Regions from separate parts of the Homo sapiens genome. Here all the other regions are linked to region 2. The links are chromatin contacts, found by Hi-C in ENCODE. All regions are on one chromosome and are shown on one strand. Each heading gives the region's core, a stretch centred on a gene start or an enhancer-like site at or near the end of the contact. The rest is flanking DNA. Distances are from core to core; before and after follow the strand shown.

The links. Hi-C counts contacts between places; a loop is a spot of excess contacts on that map. Pooled maps may share reads with other maps.
Region 1: a pooled map shows a loop between it and region 2 (5-fold over the local background). The contact joins the promoter of ITPK1-AS1 here to the promoter of BTBD7 in region 2. A Hi-C loop is called at or near these places in 2 of 37 single-sample maps with no recorded cell type and 3 of 50 pooled maps.
Region 3: a loop to region 2 is called in a pooled map, with 2.3 times the contacts of the local background. The contact joins the promoter of PRIMA1 here to the promoter of BTBD7 in region 2. A Hi-C loop is called at or near these places in 5 of 50 pooled maps.

Annotation. Positions count from the first base shown.
Region 1 is chr14:93,066,074-93,070,328 of GRCh38, forward strand. It overlaps ITPK1-AS1 (ITPK1 antisense RNA 1), which reads left to right and starts at 1,379. Exons shown (of 1, transcript NR_002808.2): 1 at 1,379-4,255. All of the region lies in intron 3 of ITPK1 (inositol-tetrakisphosphate 1-kinase), which reads right to left.
Region 2 is chr14:93,331,373-93,335,407 of GRCh38, forward strand. BTBD7 (BTB domain containing 7) reads right to left here and starts at 1,664. Exons shown (of 11, transcript NM_001002860.4): 1 at 1,448-1,664. It also overlaps a transcript of UNC79 not described here.
Region 3 is chr14:93,786,973-93,791,242 of GRCh38, forward strand. It overlaps PRIMA1 (proline rich membrane anchor 1), which reads right to left and starts at 1,513. Exons shown (of 5, transcript NM_178013.4): 1 at 1,438-1,513; 2 at 654-777. The coding sequence starts at 746. RefSeq lists enhancers at 879-1,590, 1,591-2,304, 2,305-3,016.

The sequences.
Region 1 (4,255 bases), core at 129-2,628, 270 kb before region 2:
ATATTACTTAATGAGCAAAAGAATAATCTAGAGTTATTTTTAGCAAGCACAGACCCTCGAGGCCTGGCCACATCCTGTGTAGCACAATACCTCAGTCCTTAATTCACTCACCCAGTAGACACAGCGCACATCAGGGCCAGACCACGTGCTCCTCAGAGACCAGCAAGTCCCAGCCTCAGGAGGACACACCAACAGGCAGCTCAGCTTGGTGTGCGTGCGTGTGTGCGCGTGCATGTGTGTGTGTGTATGTGTGTGTGTGTGTGTGTGTAGGGGGCAGAGGCGTCTGCTGGGAAAGCAGGGTAGGTGTCACTGCCAAGGTGACATTTAGCAATTCTTTTTTTTTTTTTTTTTGAGACGGAGTCTTGCTCTGTCACAGGCTAGAGTTCAGTGGCGCGATCTCGGCTCACTGCAAGCTCCGCCTCCCGCGTTCGCGCCATTCTCCTGCCTCAGCCTCCTGAGTAGCTGGGACTACAGGCACCTGCCACCACGCCCAGCTAATTTTTTGTATTTTTAGTAGAGACAGGGTTTCACCGTGTTAGCCAGGATGGTCTCGATCTCCTGACCTCATGATCCACCCGCCTCGGCCTCCCAAAGTGCTGGGATTACAGGTGTGAGCCACTGCACCCACCTGACATTTAGCAGTTCTAAAAGCATGAATAAAAATATGAGAGCAGGGAAGGGGCTGAAGAGGGAGATGCCAGGTCCTTACTCAACTGAAATACTCAGGGACGCTTCCTGGTCTTTGGAACTGACCTGAGGCAATGCATCTCCATTCCTGGCTTTGACTACGATGGTTCTGCGCCCAGCTGGACAAGGAGCACAGTCCAGGGCCCTCAGGTCAAGATGCCTCCTCCTCAGAGTCTCAGCCCTGCACCAGGCCAAACGGGAACCGACTGCTGAGGAATCCAGTGTTTGCATCCGAGTTTCTCCATCTGCACCCAGATTCCCTAGGATCACACTCTGAGTAGCAATGCTATGGATACCTTCACCCCAGAATGCCAGGACAGTCAGCTACTTTAAGAGCAGAATCTTGCTTCTGGCCCTTTCTAAAACCCCCGTTCCATCCCTTCCTATTTCCCCTGTGTACTTCATTCCATCTCTTTTCTTTGCTTTTACGTAAAATGCTTACCTGGCACGCTCCACTGAGGCCACGGAATTCTTGACATTTGACAGCCAAGCAAGGGTGGCAGGTACCAGGGAGATCCAGTCCCAACCCTGCGTGGTGTGGTGAGGAGGGCCTGGGGTTCTGGAAGCCTGCCTGCAAGAAGGCACCCAGGCACCCTGGAGCACAGGGAGCCCCACCTGCCCTGGCAGAGCTCTGTTGTCTTGACATGGGATGTGGGAACTTTTTTTTTTTTTTAAAGGATTTGCTCAAATTGACTCAGTGCATCAAAGGCTGGAGAAAGAATCACCCTAGAACTGAGTGCCACAGGCTTCGGAAGCTGCACAAGACTGCAACACGGTGACAGCTTCTATTTCTAACAGCAAACCTAAAAAGCTCAGGAACCAAAATAAAACGGATAGAAATGAAACCACTCAGAGTATGACGACAGTACTCAAAGCAACTCACGAGCATTTCCCCACGCTGTCTTCCAAAATGTGAAAAATGTGATTTTTTTTTAATGGCCACATTGGAGAACTGCTATGAGCAGACCTCATTTATATAACCCTTCCCAGCACCTCATGTATCATCATTATTAAAAAACACTATGGGGATCATGCTTTCACATAACTTTGTCTTATTTGTTATCTACATAGCCTAAGCAAATAGTAAATGATGGAGAATGAAAATAATTGTCAATGTTTAGGGGGAAAAAAATACCTGCATTTCAAATTTTTTAAAAAAACCATAAAATCTATCTTTTAAAAAAGGAAGGAGTAAGCTGGAATCCACAATTGTTAGAAACCCAAAAGTGATACAGAGGGGAGGCAAAAAAAAAAAAAAAATACTATATTCTCCACACTGAAACAATGTATCTTTCTCAACAGCCCAGTTTCATCTGTAGCTGTATTTTCCCCACTGAAATGCCACCATTAATCATAACAACAGATGAGTAAAAATCAATTAATATTCCTTCAGCATCTCTTAGGTGTCTTCAATCCTGTGCGCTGTCATCCCTTTAAAGAGGAAGGAAAAGATCCACAGCCAGGAAACAGACTCAGAAACTCAAACCCAGGTCTCTGGACCCCACAGGGAAGTGAGGCACAGCCAAGAGCAATCTGTGTCCATTACTGGCCTCAAATGACCACATGGAAACACTGTGTGCAGAGCCAGCCCCCCAAGCCCGTGGCGGTCCTCCTTGGAGATGATGGGGTCTGGGGAGAGGTCAGAGTCAGGCTCACGTGAACTTCAGAAAGCCACTGCCCAGGATATGGGTGGACCGCAAGTCTACCATGGGCTGTCCCAGCTCCAAAGACGTCAGAACCCCACAGCGATTGTTATTCCCAAAGCCCTTTACGCTTGGCTCCACAGCACACGGCAGAGAAAATCGACAGAAGGAAGGATGTTCACAGGTGTCCACCCCTACCTATGCCCCAGTGACCTGGAAATAAAATCCATCAAGAGCACCGGGGTCAGCCAGCTGGGGTACGCTGGAGAGTATGGGTGGCAGAGGGAACCCCGCTGTGGATTGATCATTTGACACTGTGTTCAGCATACCTTTTAAAAAAATGTTGGTACCATGTAAAAATATAACCTAAATAACAAGTACATTTTTAATGCTGAGATGGAGAATTTAGCACCTATAATCCTTCCAGAGATGCACACCACGCAACCACGTGAGTCCCCTCTGGCTCTGAATTCCGAGAGCAGCTACCAACACAGGCCTCCGCTGCCTGCACTCAGCACACCTATCGGAAAGCGCCAGTGCTGGCATGGGCTTTCCCTCCCTGGCGGCTGCTCCTCCTGCACCCCCATGCCCAGGCACTCCGGCCAGAAACAAGGGAGGAGTCTGGGGACTGATCCTCCCCCTCTCACCTCCCACATCTACCCAGGTACCACACCCTGCCATCTGTCTCCTGCTGCCCTCTGTCACTGCAGGAGCCCCTGGAGAGCACATCACCCCTCACTAGGCTGCAGCCACAGCCCCTCTCAGAAAACCCTGCTGTCTGCTTTCCAGTGCAGCCCTGTCTAATCACCCTCCATGTATCCTCCCCATGGCTCTTCCCCCATAGCCTCAGGTTGGAGCACCCAGCTTTCGCCTGCAGAAGCCCCTCCATGCCCCCGACACAGCACCCCATGAACAACTCACCTGGCACCGCTACTCTCTCCAGCCTGGTCTCTCACTAGCCCCCTCAAGCCTGGGGCTGTAGCCTTTCCAAGCCATTGGCAGCCAAAGGACCCCCTTCCCCAGCTGCTGTGTGTGGCCCTGGCCATGCTCCTTGTCTGTAAGGCCATTCTAACACCTCGCCTCCTGCCAGCCCCTACGCCCAGTTTATTCCATGTCAGGAGGTATGGCCTCCATCCCCTGATGGCCCACTCCTCCTTACATGCCCAGCCTTGCGTCCTCACCACTCCCCCACAGCTCAGACAGGCCTGCCCTGCCCCTGGGCTTGGGCATCCCCACGGTTTCCCTGCCAGTGGGCATCCCCACAGTTCCTTCGCCTCCAGAGGCCCAGCACCCAGTTCTGCCTCGGCCCCAGGCACATGGACCTTCCCTTGGGTCTTAGTGTCTCTTTCTCAGACTTGCCTTTTCTTGGTGGTTTGATGGTCACCCACCCAACCTCCTTCCCTGAAAGTCTGGTGCAGGAAGGGGTAAAAACACATATACAAAGGTCACCAGCAAGCCAGCCAGCACCAGCTCTGGAGAAAACACGGACAGAAAGACGTATGCCCACCATTCACTCATTCGCAAGCCGGGAGAACTTACTTACTTCCTTGCCTGCTTGAGAAACAGCCGCCGCACCAGAGACTGGGTTTCATAGTGTCTGAATTCTCAAGGAATGTGGATGGAGGACAGTGAATCTCTAACTGGCTGCTGCACTTCTCACACTTACAGCTTGCTCATTCGCACTTTAAAGTCAAACCTCGAGTCCCCTCATGCCAGCAGTCACCTTCTCCCCGATCTTTTACAGTAACTGGGGAAAGGCAGCCCAGAGAACAGGCCAGGGCAGAGGTCAGGCTGCAAAACATGCTTCCCTAAGGACGTCCAGGCTGGAGGGGGCCCGGCAGCAGGTGGGTCTTTCTTTCAGGGTCTTCCTCCACCAAATTCAGGACTATTCCAGAAAGAGGCAGTGAGTCCCTGGATGGGGAAAC
Region 2 (4,035 bases), core at 414-2,913:
TGGGTCTGGTTTCCCGGCTCTAAAACAATATTCACACCTTTAGATCTCTAAAAGTTTTTCTGACTCCAAAATTCCATGACAAGTCTAATAACAGTTGCTATTAACAACGTATGATTCTTGCAAAGCAATTTCAAGTCTTTCTTCCACATTTCAGGAAGAAAGCAATTCATTTCAGCAATCTAAAGGAAACAGATGCTATTAGGGACAAAAGATTGTTAGTTGACCAGACCGGGCGCGGTGGCTCACGCCTGCAATCCCAGTAGTTCGGAAGGACGAGGCGGGCGGATCACCAGAGGTCAGGAGCTCGAGACCAGTCTGGCCAACATGGTGAAACCACGTCTCTATTAAAAATACAAAAACTAGCCGGGCGTGGCAGCGGGCGCCTGTAATCCCAGCTACTTGGGAGGCTGAGACAGGAGAATCGCTTGAACCTGAGAGGCGGAGGTTGCAGTGAGTCGAGATCGCACCACTGTTCTCCAGCCTGGGTGACAGAGCGAGACTCCGTCTCCCCCCCCCCAAAAAGGTTGTTAGTTGAAAAAGCTAAGTAATTCTGTAAAAATGTCTACTTTCTCATTACAGTAAGATGTTTTCGCAGAGTTAACAGTGCTCTGGTGTAGATAACCAAGACTGCTTCTGTAAATTAGGCCTACTCCAGAGTACTTATTATCTGTGCTGGTATGTGAAGACGTGCAATTGTAGTTCACAGGAGAAACAACACTCCTCAGAGTTTCTTGAAAAACGGTGAGAAAGTTCTCACCCTCGGGGTAAAGCTAGCAAACACTGTGCAAATAAGGTACTGAAATATGCACACTTTTTGCCATTCAAGTAGTCCAACAAGCACAGCCTCCTCTTCTTTATCAAACACTCGGTATTGTCTCCCTCCCAACCTGTCAAAGCTCAATTCCAGGTTTATCCCGCAATAGTAACTTACCCGGACAATCTAACTTCCCCTGGGAGTAGCAGTCCTCAGGCCTGCTCCCTTCCCAGACCCCGCCGGCCACTCTCACGCCCACCCCTGGCGGTCGCAACCCCGCACCCGGGTAAACACGCGCCCCCGTCTCGGGAGCGGTTTCTCAGCGTCCTGGGAGCGACGGGTCCCGCCCCTCGGCGCCCGGAGCCCAAAGCCGGCCGGGCTGCCGTCGCGACTCCCTCGGGCCGCTCTCCCCGCCCCGAGCGCCACACCTCGCGCCCCTGCCCCAGGGACGGCGGCGCGCTCCAGCCCGCCCCTCGGAGCGCACAGAGACCGGCCAGTCCGGCGCCGCCGCGCCTCAGCCCCAGACGGACGACTGGCCCCTCCCCGCCCGGCGCCCCAGCGCCTCCCGCGGCGGCTTGGCCCCAGCCCCGGCGCCCCCACGCCTAAGAACAGCCCCTTCCTCTCCCGGACGCCCCGCGCCACACCGGACACAGCCTCGGCTCCACAGCCTCAGAGACACCAAGGGACACTCACCCCGGAGGCTCCTCCCGCCGCTGCTGCTGCCGCTGGGACCGCTGCCGTCGCCTCCGCCGCCGCCGCCACCAGCACCGCCGTCCGCACCGGCGCCAGCACCCCCGGCCATCCTCCTCCCACCGCCGCCGCCGCCGCCCTCTCCTCTCCTGTCAGTGGCTCAGGCTCCGGGACTGCTCCAGGTTCCCCTCGCCGCCATTTTGACTCCTAGACGGAGCAGGAGGGGCTCGGTTCGGCGTGGCCCTGGGGCGCCTGCGCGGCGCTGCGGAGCCGGCCGGAGCCCCCGCCCTCCCCTGCCGTCGTCCCGCTCAGGGTCACGTGGCCCGACGTCGCCGCGCGAGTCGGGCCGCGTGGGGGGGCGGTGCGTTCGCTGGATCCATGGGAGCGGAGTGCGCGCGCATTATTTTTGCTCGTCGGCTGGGAGCCGGGCGTCGGGTCGCTGGGAGTTTGCCTCTTGTGGCAGCATCCTGCTTAGTCCAGCGAATTGTGACACATTATTAAATGTATCAGAATATAAGAACTGTGTCACTACTACGTCACCAGATGGCCATTTCCACGAATTCATGTTTCCGTTCGGCGGCCGGCGTCCCTCGGGTGGTCGCATGCAATGAGTGCATCTTTCTCGAGAACAACTCTTCCGCGGAAAGTCATTGCTGACAGTCCTGGCATTCCGGTGGCTGCTTCTTGGCAGTGAGCACTTGTCTATCGTAAGCACTTGTCTGCATGGTACTTTTACAGGCACCACCTTGCTACTTGTGTAGTAGGTTAAAAAATAATCTTTAAGACACTGAAAAGTTTTCCTTAACAAGATACCCCTGTAAACAAAGGACAAAATTGATGAAAACACACAGTCGCCACGTGGGAGAGCCAAGTCGCTCTTCCCTAGATGCCCCTTGTTTGGGGGTTTGCAATAATTTCAGCGATGCAATAACAAAAATACTGTATTTATGGGGCACTGTCGTTTTCCAGAGAGATCCATGGTTTCATTTGAACGCCAAAGCCACCCTTTGTGGTAGTCAGGATAGGTGTTTTTATTGCTGTTTTACAACCAAGGAGACAGGCTCAGAAATACTAACAAGTAGGCAAGCCAAGATCAGAACCCAGGCATTCTGAACCCAGTGAGGAGGCACCGTTACACCTCCTTTTCCTCTGATAGACATTAGCAACTCTGGGAATTTATTTGAAAGTATTGTATTTGCATTTTCAATCTCTACCCATTGTTTAACAAGTTTTGTGTCACACAGTTTTTTGTTGTTGTTGTTCTGAAACCACCTCTAAGCTTCAAAGGATAAGAGCAATTTGGAATTTTGTGATGTGTTTTTAACCATCTCTTGACCCTCCATTATTTTATGCTTTTCATATTCAGTTGGAGACAATATCATTGTTGTTTTCCTCTGGACTTCCTTCAGATTTGTATTTTCCTCACCCTCATTCTTCATCACCTTACTTCCTTGAAAAGGATAGCTCTTTCCAATTTGTATTACTTCATTTTCTTTACCCATCTCACCCTTTTCACCCTCTTACCCAATCCTTGAAGGTTTGGAGATTGTAGCAGAGATTGTAGCAGTCCCTTGCCTGAAATTCCCCTCTAGCTGGTAAGGGTCACTTCAGTTGAACATACAGCCTCAGGGCGATAGACAAGAAATGCATGGAAAAGTGAGAAAATATAAAAGAAATAGGTCCATCTAATTGGAGCCAATGATTACCTCTGAGTGTCCACCTCTTGTTCCACACTTTTATACTTCCCCAAAGGCGTAAGTGAACCTTATCTAAATTCAAGCCATTTACTGTTATTTTCCATCATTTTACCTTTGTCTTAATTTGCTAAATACAGTTAACACTTGAACAACACGGGTTTGAACTGTGCGGATCGATCAATGCAACCTGGTACATGGGATTCTAAACACCGTATTGAGAGGGCCGACTTTTCTTATACTCACATTCCACAGGACGGACAGGCAGACTTGAGTATGCTTGGATTGGGGTATATGTGGTGGGTCCTGGAACCAATCCCACGTATATAGTATATGGGGGATGACTGTATTGCATTAACTGAAAGAGCTATGATTAGCAAACTAAAAAGCGGTGTGTAAACACTGCTTCTTTATAATTTATGGAAATGTTAAATAAGATCAGTCCCCACTGTTTACACTTATTACTAACCTTTATTACTTGACTTTGCTTCTATTTCCTAGCCACAATTTAAAAAACAAAATTAAAATGGTATCAACAACAATAGAATTCTAAGTAATTTCAGGATAACACTTTTTCTAACAGCCTTTGATGTGGAAATCTAAAACTTTTTGAAAAGCCAAGTAAGGTCTGCTGGTTGCACCTTGTCCTTTTGTCTATCTGCACAGCTGGAGACTTCTAGTAGACTGTTTGGATCTAGAAACCATTTGTAAGTGATCCATGATTTTTTTCTACCCTTTAATTCATTCACTGTTTCCTTATTATACCATTTAACTGTACTTTTGAGATCCTGAATTAGCTCAGTTTACACACTCATCAGAATTTAGATGTTTATTTTAGTTCAGTCCGATACACATTTAAAGTATCCAGTACCATGTGCCAAGCACGGTACTACATGC
Region 3 (4,270 bases), core at 263-2,762, 460 kb after region 2:
CGAAGTCCACCTTGTCACCTCTCCACTGTACCAGTGACGATGCGCATTCTGGGGGGGACTAGGGACCACCCCATTGAAACCCCTCTCTGACCCTAAGAGGTAACTCCAGTTAGTGGCTGCCTGGCCTCTGCCCTGGGATTTAAGGGACCCAGGGTGAGAGATTCAACCCTGGGCAGTCCTGACAGATGGGCCACCATGCATTATCTGTCTACATCCTCAACTCTGATACCTATAAGAAACACGGCTGCCTTCCGTGTTGAAAACCAGTTTAAGAAAGCTAATTTGAAGTTCATCAGTGGTTCTGGTGAGAAAGAAATAATATATATCCTTGGGATCATTTTTCTTTGTAAGTTTGTTTCTTTGCTGAATTTCTGCCCTAGAATGTTATCATTGGAAGGTATTCTCTGAGCCCCTTTCCATTCCAAGGCCAGCCCGGTCCTGCAGGATTTAGGCCACAATCGAAGCCTCTCTTTGGAGTTTCTTATCTTTTCAGGGGTAGGGTATAGGGGACCGTAGCAGCTTTTCTTTTCCCAAGCTCTTCCGAGAACCAATCAGTGGGGTGGCTGCAAGAGGCCAGGGTCTCAGGAGGGAAGGGACAGCTCGCCCCTTACCCAGGAGGCCCTCCCAGCCAGTGCGCAGCCGGCGCGTCTCACCTGCACGAAGCCCCAGAGCGGGTGGAGCGCGCAGTGCAGCAGCAGCGAGGACCAGCAGCAGCCACGGCGCAGCACCAAGTCCCGGAGGAGCATCTCGGCCAGCGGCGCCCGCTCCTGGGGCGAACTGTCAGGAGAGCAAGGCTAGGGTCAGGCGGACACCGCGCAGGCACTTCCGCCGCCGCGCACCAATATACCTCCCAGCCCGGGTCGGACGGGCACGCCCCGCACCCAGGGGCACCCTAGTAAACCAAGCCTGCACTTACACTCCAGCTTACACCTTCACTGACTCTTCGTCAGTCCCAGAATTCACACTCTTCTTACGCACATCCCCAGAGCCCCGCGTGTACACTTTAGCTCCGCGCACAGCTCCAGAATACTGCGTGCATACCTTGGCCCCATGGACACCTCCAGAAACAGCCAAGCACACTTACTGCGCCCCATTAACCCCCATACAACTCACTCTCACTGTGAGCACACTTCAAACCCGGCGGGCACTACTCACCTGCGCGCACAACCACAGAAACAGCCGTGCACACACACTGATCCCCGTGCACACCCACCGACTCCTGCCTGCACCCTCGCTGACCCTGCATGCACGGCCCCAAGAAATCTCACGCTGCCTGCACCCACACTGCCCAGCCGGCCTCATTGCGCACACTGCAACATAGGCACCTCCGTGCGCTGCCCCTTTGCACGCCTCCGCCCAGCCCCGATCTCCCGCTCCCGGGCGTGGGTTCCCCCACGCCTCCATCTCCGCCCGCACCCTTCCAACGCCTCACGCTACCTTGCCTGGCGGCGGCCCCAGCCGACCCTGGGCTCGGGGAAAAGAGGTCCGCGTTCCCCCCGCGGCAGCTCTGTTTCCCAGCAGCCGGACAGCCCCCATTTAAAGCCAGCCGCCTCCCCAGTCCCCCGCCCTCTAGGCGGGGCCTCCGTCCTCACCTTGGCGGCTGCGCGGGCGCCCGGGGGCTTCACATGCCGGGGAGGAGCGCCCGGCGCTGGAGCAAAAGTTTGCGCGCCGGTTGGGCCTCCCGGGCCGCTGAGCAGAGGACCAGGAGCGGCGTCCTCGCACGGGGCGCAGGGCGCGGTGGCTCCGGACTGCGCCTAGCCGCGCGCGGGGCGGGAGGGGCGGCACCCCGCTCCCAGGGCCAGGGCTGGCCGCCGAGGCGGAGGCAGAGGGCGGGGAAAGTCTCCTCCACGCCGCCTGGAGCCGGCCGCGCGAGCCCTCCCCGGGCCCGCGTTGGCTCCCCGCCTTTCCTGGTGGCGCCGCGCGGCTGCCCGGGGCACTGGGGTGCCCGAGCTCTCTACTACCCTCACGCTGGCCCGCGAGAGGCAGCGGCGGGAGGCGCCGGCAGGGAGCTCCCGCTGGGGCAGCAAAGCCGTGGGTGGAGGCGAAATAAATAATCCACGAAAAAGGAAAACAGACGTGAGCCGAGCCAGAGCCTCTCCCGCCTCCCGCCCGGGGTTGCGCTCCCCCCGCCGCCGCCGCCAGCGCCGCTGCAGTGATTCCTCGTCTCCATCTAGCGAGGCTATTGTGTATTGGGCGCTTAATTATTTATTCACCCTGGAGGCCGAGGATTCCCACTTCCATGGGGTTTTGGCCCTTGCCTGCGCTTCCCCCAAGCCTCTCCCGAGGCTGCGGAAAGGTGGCGAGGACTGACTTGAGACCCTTTTTTGCGCTCCATCCTTGAGGACTCTCCCCGCCGCACTCCCCGCAGGCTCTCCCGGGCGCCGGGGCTGAAAGGTGCAGGCCGCCCCTCTCCCGGCCATGGGCCTTGTCCTCTCCTTTGTAGTCCCAGCAGCAGAAACTCTCTTGCAACACTAGGCTGCGGCTGGGAAGGAGTTGTGACGGCCCTGGGGAGAACATTTCTACCACTGCTCTTCCTCAACCATCTGCAAACTCCTCTGTTTGAGGCAAGATTATCAACAAGTCGGTTCTTCGGGAGGTAGCCTGGTTGCATCTCTTTCAGACAAGCTGTGCCTAGCAGCATCACAGGCATGGCGCGGCCTCTCTGCTCTTGTGGTGGAAGCACTTTGCAAGCGCTTTGACTGATGGGGGCGCCTTCCAGAAGGCCCTCAAGGCCTGGACAATCCTATTTTTAGGTTGGATGAGAGAACCAGGGGCTTAAGACACAGAGCTGAGGGTCAGATACTACAGTGCATGCATGGAAGAAACATTTACTGAGCACCTTTTCCCGGTATTTGGACACCCTTAAGCCACTCATGTAAACACACACTATAAACGCTGGTTTGCAGAGTATAAACTACCTTGCAAGCCAGCTTTCAGAACAACGTCTTAGCGGCCTCCTTCATGCCAGAGCGCCGCCCCGAGGCTGCAGATTGCACCTCAACCAGCAAGATGCAGGGACAAATGTGAATGAGACCTTGTTCCTTCCCCCCTAAGAATTCAGGGGCCTGTCAGGGAGATGGATAAAACCAACCATTCCACTGTGCACTGGCATGTCACACACAGCTGCCCCGAGAAAGGGGAAGACAGGAATGGAGGGCGGGTTGAGTAAAGGCTCCCAGGAGAGGGTGACTTCCTGGGAGTAGGGGAACATCTCAAGCATTGGTAACTCTTTGTGCAAAGAAATGGAGACATTTATTCAATCCTTCATTCCTTCATTCCATATGTAGCCTCCATGGGCACCTGCTGGGGGCCAGACAGAACTCTGGATGCTGGGTAGAAAAGGGAACAAGAGGATATCTCACTGGGGGTGGGATAGGATGGAGGGAGGATGGCAAGAAGATGAAGGGGTAGGGACTTCCTAGGTGACTCATCTACAGTTTGGAGAAATGGAGCAGCTATTGGTCAGCTGAGGTCAAAATAACACTGGATATTTTAATGCCTGTCCGGCTAAAACAAGTCGTGGTATTTTGCTCAGCACAATCTTTACATTTGACAACAGCTCCTGATGTTTACACATGGAGCTCATTGCCACTTACAAATGTTATTTACACCGCATTTTAATTCAGGTCTCACAACTCTTTGATGTAAGTGTAATTGCCCTGTGTGAACAGTTCAGAGACCTTTGTGCCTGAGCCAGAATCACACAGCGGCTCACTGGGGGTTCAGAAATACTAACCCCCAACTAGAGGCTCACGACGTTGGGAGAACTTAGGTAAGTTTTGTGCATTGGAAAACCTGCATTGTCTAATCTGGTCTTCAATATTGCTGTAGTGGACCTAATCTATGCACCTCTCGAGGGTCACCTGGTGTAGATTGCCCGATTCTGTCACTGTTCAGTGTGCCACTTGTAGCCTGCACGGACCTAGGGGGACTGAACAAAGCGGGGCGAACGTGGGAATAAAAGACAAGAGATAAAAGAGTGTATTTGGAAGAAGGGGTCAGGGGGCGCCTTGCCTCTACTGGACAAGGGCCCTGAGTTTTACACAGCTCTCCATATTTATTAGGCAAAAGAGATAGTGAGAAAGGGGAGGGGGTGTGATTGTCCAGTAATTGTCAATTGGTTCACAGCAGGCTTGTGAGGCTGCATCCTTTGAACAATAGGTGCTAGATTTCCCAATAGATAACTTCGAGGAGCCCGGCACCAAGGAGTGATGTCCCTCAGCAAACCTTTTGGTGGCAGGGCCTTGTGAGTTTGCCCTCATCCTGCATT